Regions from separate parts of the Homo sapiens genome. Here region 1 is linked to region 2. Evidence: chromatin contacts called from ENCODE Hi-C or POLR2A ChIA-PET data. All regions are on one chromosome and are shown on one strand. Each heading gives the region's core, a stretch centred on a gene start or an enhancer-like site at or near the end of the contact. The rest is flanking DNA. Distances are from core to core; before and after follow the strand shown. Region 1 has its middle 78 kb from the start of LSM3. Region 2 has its middle 26 kb from the start of LSM3.

What was found. Hi-C counts contacts between places; a loop is a spot of excess contacts on that map. ChIA-PET counts read pairs that join two places held with the same protein, here RNA polymerase II (POLR2A). Pooled maps may share reads with other maps.
Region 1: a loop to region 2 is called in a map of PC-9, with 9 times the contacts of the local background. The contact joins two enhancer-like sites. A Hi-C loop is called at or near these places in 63 of 168 maps with a recorded cell type or tissue (B cell, CD4-positive, alpha-beta T cell, Caco-2 and 39 more), 28 of 37 single-sample maps with no recorded cell type and 44 of 50 pooled maps. POLR2A ChIA-PET finds 5 or more read pairs at or near these places in 7 of 52 experiments (AG04449, BJ, MCF 10A and 4 more).

Annotation. Positions count from the first base shown.
Region 1 is chr3:14,254,415-14,258,280 of GRCh38, reverse strand. No RefSeq gene overlaps it. Among named protein-coding and RNA genes, the nearest start is that of LSM3, 78 kb to the right of the region's middle. Within about 2 kb of position 1,582, at least 2 of the 41 ENCODE cell types and tissues checked have a DNase peak (open chromatin) inside an H3K27ac peak, as active enhancers do; they include PC-9, where a contact is called at or near this core.
Region 2 is chr3:14,203,361-14,207,010 of GRCh38, reverse strand. No RefSeq gene overlaps it. Among named protein-coding and RNA genes, the nearest start is that of LSM3, 26 kb to the right of the region's middle. Within about 2 kb of position 2,235, at least 14 of the 41 ENCODE cell types and tissues checked have a DNase peak (open chromatin) inside an H3K27ac peak, as active enhancers do; they include PC-9, where a contact is called at or near this core.

The DNA of each region.
Region 1 (3,866 bases), core at 333-2,832, 52 kb before region 2:
GGAAAAAATCCAAAATCCAATAATAACCTATTAGTATTAATGAGTAAGTTTAGCAAGATTGCTGGATATAATCAACATACAAAAATTAGTTTAGTGTGTATGTGCTGGCAACAATTACCAAATGAAAATTTTGAGGTGCCATTTACAATAATACCAAAATAATCATCAAATACTTATGAGTAAGTCTAATGAAAGAAGCACAAGACCTCTATGACGACACAAAACAGTGTAGAGAAATTAAAGAAGACCTAAATAGAGGACTGTAGCCTGCTTGTTGTTTGACCAGCTTAATATTATTACAATATTAAGTTGCCAGATTGATCTGTATGTTTAATACAAACCCATTCCAGCAGGTATTTACAAGAAAATTGGCATGCTGTTTTCAAAATTTATGTGGAAATTCCAAGGACCTAGAATAGGTAAAGCAATCTCACAAGAGTACGAAGCTGGATGACTTAATGTACTGGATGTCAAGGGTTTTTTCTAAATCCAGAGTAAGAAGGCAGTGTGGCATACTGTGATCCTAGTCAAGTGGACCAATACAACACAGTAGGGAGCCCAGAAACAAACCCACACGTGTTCAATCCCTGGATTCACAAGAAAGATGCACAATTCAGTGAGGAAAGGTGATATTTAATAAATGGTATTAGTTCAATTGGAGAGTCATATGGGGGAAAAATGGGCCTACCTCATATCATACCCCAAAATTAATTCGAGATCCATCATAGACCTAAATTAAAACAAAAAATCTTCTGGAAAATAAAATACAAGAATATCTTCATGACCCTGGGGTAGACAAAAATTTCTTAACCAAACAGGTTGAGAGATGTTTGAAATACATCTATGAAAATAAATACCAATATCCAGAACATACAAAGAACTTTTATAAATTAATAAGAAAAAGACAGGCTAGGCACAGTGGCTCATATCTGTAATCGCAGCACTTTGGGAAGCCGAGGCAGGAGGATCACTTGAGCTCAGGAGCTTGAGGCCAGCCTGGGCAACACAGCGAGACCATGTCTCTACTAAAATTAAAAAAAAAAAAAAATAGCTGGGTGTGGTAGGGGCACCTGTGCTCCCAGCTACTTGTGAGGGTGAGTTGGGAGGATTGCTTGAGCCCTGGAGATCCAGACTGCAGTGAGCCGTGATCACGTGACTGCACTTCAGCCTGGGTGCCAGAGCAAGACCCTGTCTCAAAAAGAAAAAGAGAAAGAAAAAGACAGACATCCCAGTTTTTAAAGTGGGCAAAAAGCTGTGAACAGAGACTGCACCAAAAAGCACATCTAAATAGCCAATTATCATATAAGCATTATTAACATCTTGGAAATGCAGATTAAAGTCACAGGAAGATGCCATCACACTCCTCACTAAAATGGCTAGCAGGTGTGGTGCACTGGCAGCTATACTGCTGTCAGCAGGTGGCCTGCAGCTGTCGGCTCCTCCAAGGTCTACCTCTGCTAGGAGAGCCACCCCGCCCTAGGTCATGGCCCTCCTGGGGCAGCCCAGATCAGGCGGCAGAGTGCAGCAGGGCTTAGAGGTCAGCCTTTTGTTTCCACTGGATGTGGGTCACGCTGCTGGGCAGAACTCACGCCAGCCAGCTCCCTGCTAGGTTAACTGGGGCTTTGTCTAGCCTGAGTCACAGCTCAGCTCTTCTCTCTGCCCCAACTTGTTCCTTCCTTTTCTCTTCACAGGTGTGGATCCCCAATAACTGTCTCCAGATCCAAACTCCATGGCCAAATCTGCTCCCAGAGAAACCAGCCTGCACAGTGAGGATGTGGGTATGGAGCAACTGGAACCCTCAACTATTGCTGTTTGGATCATCACTTAACACCACTTCAGAAAACTTTTGGCAGCATTATATTATATATTAGTATTCTAATGCTAAACTCAGTCTACATAGACCCTAAGACCTAGCACATTCTCTTCTAGGTAGATGCCCAACTGAAATCAGTGCTTATGTCCTCAGAAGCCCTGTTCACAGAAGCTTGATGCGTAATAGCCACAACTGGCAACAGACCAAATGTCCATCATCAGGAGAATGGATAGACACGTGGGGGGCAGTTCAATGCAATGCTAACAGCACATCAAAAGGAAAAAGGCTGCTGCTACACACAACATGGATTCAACACACAGGCTTTGTGTTCAACAGAGGAAACCAGGCACAGAAGAGTGCACATATCCTGTGTGTATATACACAGTACACACAACTTGTGTGGCTCCATTTACATGGTGACCAAACCTAGGCACAACTAATCTGTAATGATAGAAGTCTGGAGAATGGAGAAATTGAGGCTGGAGGGAGCTTGCTGGGGAGCTGCAAGTGTCCAATATATTGATTGACCCTGGGGGTGGTTGTATGCTTATATACACAGGCAAAAGTTAATCAAACCCCACCCTTAAGATGCACGCACTTTGCTGAATGTTACACTTGATAAAAAAAAACTAAGTTAAGAAATAGAAGTTCCAAGCCTTCACAGTGACCCACATTTACTGAGAACTTACTGTGTTTCAGGGCCAGTCATTTCATGCAGCAGATCACTCCATGCACACACACACACACACACACACACACACCCCAACAAATACATAAATACATCCTCAACACACACACACCCCAACACGTATATACTCCAATACATACACATCCTAATACACACACCCCAACACACACATATGCCCTCAACACACACCCCAACACACATACCCTCAAAACACATACACTCCCTAACACACACATACTCCAACACACACACACCCCAACACACACACACCCCAATACATACACACCCCAACACACGCACTCCAACACACACACCCCAATACACATATACCCCAACACACACCCCAATGCACACTCCAACACACATCCCAACACACACATTCCAACACACACCCCAATGCACACACACCCAACACACACACATCCCAACAAAAACATACTCCAACACATACATGCCCCAATACATACACACCCCAACACACACACACACAGCAACACGCGCATACTTCAACACGCACATACTCCAACACACACACCCCAATACACACACACATCAATACACACATACTCCAACACACACATACTCCAACACACACACCTTAATACACATATGCCCCAACACACACACCCCAACACAAACATCCCAAAACACACATTCTGACACACACATACTCCAACATAGCCCAATACCCACACACCCCAACACACACACAATCCCCCCACGGACACCAACACCCACATACTCCAACACACACATACTTCAACACACATACCCCAACACACGCCTTAAAACACATACCCCCAACACACACACAACCCAACACACACAGTTCAATACACACACAGACCAATGCACTCATACACAGACACACACACACACACACACACACAGTCTCACACATCCCCAGCTTCAAGGCACAGCTTAAAGCTAAGCCTGGGGAGAAATAAGAACCGTAGGTGCAGTTACGTGGTCTAAACTCTGGGATCCAGGCGTCTTGTCCTTAAAGTGGAAGTGATACTGCTCCCCACCTCCCAGAGATATTAGGGACACAAGACATTAGGCACATTCCAACACACACCCCAATACACACACACACAACACACACACACCCCAACAAACACATACTCCAACACATATACGCCCCAATACATACACACCCCAACACACACACACAAGATATTAGGGACACAAGACATTAGGCACAGGCTCTCAGAATGTAAGGACTGGCCATTGCAGGCCCTGCTGAGGGAGGACAGGCCCGAGGAACACAGGGTGTTGTGGGGAACACAGGCAAGGAAATTACACTCGTGGGACCTGGGAGGGTTGGGGCGGATATTGGTATAAATCTTTGCATCACTTATTTCA
Region 2 (3,650 bases), core at 986-3,485:
GAAGGCCTTCACCAGGGCCTTCATCCAGCAGTTTCAAGGCCAGCTCTCCTCCTGTCAGTCAAGCGCTTTCTACCCAAAGCAGTTTGGCTTGTGATGAGTAAAGGATGAAATAGCTTCACAGCCTTCTCTAAGTGCTCCCCATACTTTAAATCTTGCCCATGGATTTTGTTCAGAGTTACTGTCCAAGGCTTTGAAACCCCTGAAGGGTAAGTTTAGGCACAATAATAAAGTATTACATCATGGGAGAAGGACTTGTGGATGAGGGACATTCAGGAGTGCTTTGCTTTAAGAAAACTTCACATATGTTGCACAACTGTGAATATACTTAACAGTACTGAACTGCACATTTATGAAATGGTTAAGATGGTAAATTCTGTTATGCATTTTTTACTATAATCAAAAATAAAAATTAAAAAATATATAGTCACAATACTTTTACAAATATCTACTATACTTCACTAACACGAAAGTGACAGAAAAAAAATACGCTGATAGTATAAAGAAGCTAAAATGTAAGTTGATCAATTGATGCACATCATTTACATGTTGAACAATTCTCAAAGATGTCAAGGGGCAGGAATGATCCTTCAAGGAAAAGTAACTTAGACCAAGAGAATTTTAAAGCTTCAGGAAAGGCTGATATTCATCATGTATATGAAGACAAGCCTGCCAAGCACTGAATTCTCCAATTTGTTCATTTTTCCTTGTTCCTCAGGAAAGTCAGCGTGGGTATTTCATTACCATATGGAAAACTATGTTGTGCCATTAAGAATAATAAAGAATTTGGCAGGGCGCGGTGGCTCACGCCTGTAATCCCAGCACTTTGGGAGGCTGAGGTGGGCGGATCACCTGAGGTCAGGAGTTCGAGACCAGCCTGGCCAACATGGAGAAACCCCATCTCTACTAAAAATACAAAAATTGCCAGGCGCGGTGGCTCACGCCTGTAATCCCAGCACTTTGGGAGGCTGAGGTGGGCGGATCACCTGAGGTCAGGAGTTCGAGACCAGCCTGGCCAACATGGAGAAACCCCATCTCTACTAAAAATACAAAAATTGCCAGGCGCGGTGGCTCACGCCTGTAATCCCAGCACTTTGGGAGGCTGAGGCGGGCGGATCACGAGGTCAGGAGTTTGAGACCAGCCTGGCCAGCATGGTGAAACCCCATCTCTACTAAAAATACAAAAAAAAAAAAAATTAGCTGGGCCTGGTGGCACTCACCTGTAGTCCCAGCTACTTGGGAGGCTGAGGCAGGAGAATTGTTTGAACCTGGCAGGCGGAGGTTGCAGTGAGCCAAGATTAGGCCACTGCACTCCAGCCTGGGCGAGAGAGTGAGACTCTGTCTCAAAAAAACAAACAAAAAAAAACCCCAAAAAAACCCCCAAAAAACAAAAATTAGCCGGGTGTGATGGCAGGTGCCTGTAATCTCAGCTACTTGGGAGGCTGAGACAGGAGAACGGCTTGAACCCAGGAGGCGGAGGTTGCAGCAGTGAGCCGAGATTGCGCCATTGCACTCCAGCCTGGGGATATGAGGGAGACTTCATCTCAAAATAATAATAATAATAATAATAATAATAATAATAATAATAAAGAATTTAAGCCAAGCCTTAAAAAAAGAAAGAATGTATAAAACTATGAGCTTGGGAAATGGAAAAAGTTGGGGACAACTATTCACTTTAACAAAATAATTCTTTCTGTGAGGCTTTGCGCCTGGTTTCATCTATGAAATAGTGTTCTTCTAGAGCACAAAAAGCACTCGACACAGTGTTGCAGAAACATGACAAGCCTAGAAGAGGCCGGCTAGAGGCCTTCTGCAATGCCAGGTCCAATGGTGTGATAATAGCTTGGAGATTTTGCTTATCTGCTTTATCTCCCAAAGGGCATTGCACAATATCAGTGTGCTTGGATTGGACAGGATTCCAGTGACACGGTTCATGTTCTATTTTGATTCTGGCAGTTGGTAACCTTTCTTCTAGGAAAGAGGAAATAAAACACCCCATTGGTGATATTCCGTTGTTCTGAGCATACGAGGGTGGTAAGGCTGCCGGGGGCAACTGACCAGAGGCAGGTGTGGTCCCTGGGTCATTTTTAGCCACACTCCCAGGCCCTGATATCTGGCAGGGAGGTCTGTAACCAGCTCTGTCAACCTGCCATGAGGATGACCTGCCCTTTCCCTTGGTTATTCAAGTCCCAGGTTTTTCCTGAGCGGAAGCTGACAGTGATGTCATTTTCTCGTGATATTGGCGGGGTGACCTTGTTCATGGAGCTGGTTTCATCCATTTCTCTTCTACCTTGAAGCTGAACTGAGAAAAACATTGCTGAGAACCACAGAGAGGGAGGGCAGAGGACGCTGCAAAGGGGAGGCTCCCCTGTTCCCTCATCTGATTCCCAAACCCTTATCATGACCAGCTGTTAGCCATCCCAGTTTCTAGCAGAACTCAGCCTGGAAAAGTCATACAGGAAAAACAATGCAAGGAGAGATCGATGAAAAAATTTTTAAAAAATGTTGTAGTAGACTCAGCAAGGCAGAAACTATGGATTCATGAAGAACAGCTTGGATCCTTGTTATAAAGACAGATAAATATTTACAGGTGGTCTTTTCAGAAAGGCATTCAGGAGGAGACAAGAAGCATCTTATTTAGAGCTGCTGGCCCAATTAAGGGAATCAAAGATGTCCTGAGCTCCGACTCCATGGCAGGACCTGAGCTCCATCCTTGATGGACATCTTTTCATCCTCAGCCCTTCTTCCTGAGGTGGGCACTGTCACTATCCCCATTTACAGAGGAGGAAACTAAGGGTCAGAGAGTTGGAGTCTGTTATTCAGCTGGGAAGCAGCAGTGCTAGGGTTCACATGCATGGCTTTTTCACTCCAAATCTGTAGGCTTTTCCTAGCACACACCAATGTCGGCTTTCAGATACTGCTACCAAGAACTCCAAACCTAGGCTCTTTTAATCAATAGCAGAGTGATTGAGTCCTTTTCCTGAAACTCACATTGTTCAAGCTCAAAGGACACTGTATAGATGAGGACTCCAAGGCTAAGAGCAGGAAAAGGGATCTGCTCAACAGGATGGCAGAATCTGGCCTCAGGCCGCAAAGAAAGCTCTGTCCACCCATTATTCAGCCACGTGCACAGAGCCAGCGCAGCAAAACCCATCTCACCTAGAGTGCGGCTTTGTTGGTGATCTCGGTTCAGCAGGATATGGGCACCACGGGAATGGTATTTTCCCTTACAACTTTCTCCCTGGGGCCTACATATTATGTAGCTATTGTAGGGTTGGAGTTCCACAAACTGGATTTCAGAGCTCGCTGGCCAGTATTAGCTCATGTTGATTGCAAAGCAAGGACTGAAGTGGAAAAGCAAAAGAGCACAGCACCACCTGGTGTTGGCAACTAAGACATGCAGGTTCAGGAGTAAAAACAACTCCCTGCATTTCCCTTCGTGTGAGGAATGGAAGCCCAGAATGGGCGAGGAGCTCGCCAAAAGTCACAGAGCACACGGTGATCGAGCTGAGTCTGACGGGTGTGATTTCCAACTCTGTGCTCCTCCCACGAGGCCTGGCCAAGGGAAGGAAAGCACAGTCTTCCCCTTCCTGAATACCAGCTTGAGCAGGGTCCCCATAGCACCCGCGAACTCAGAAGACCCTTTCCTTCGA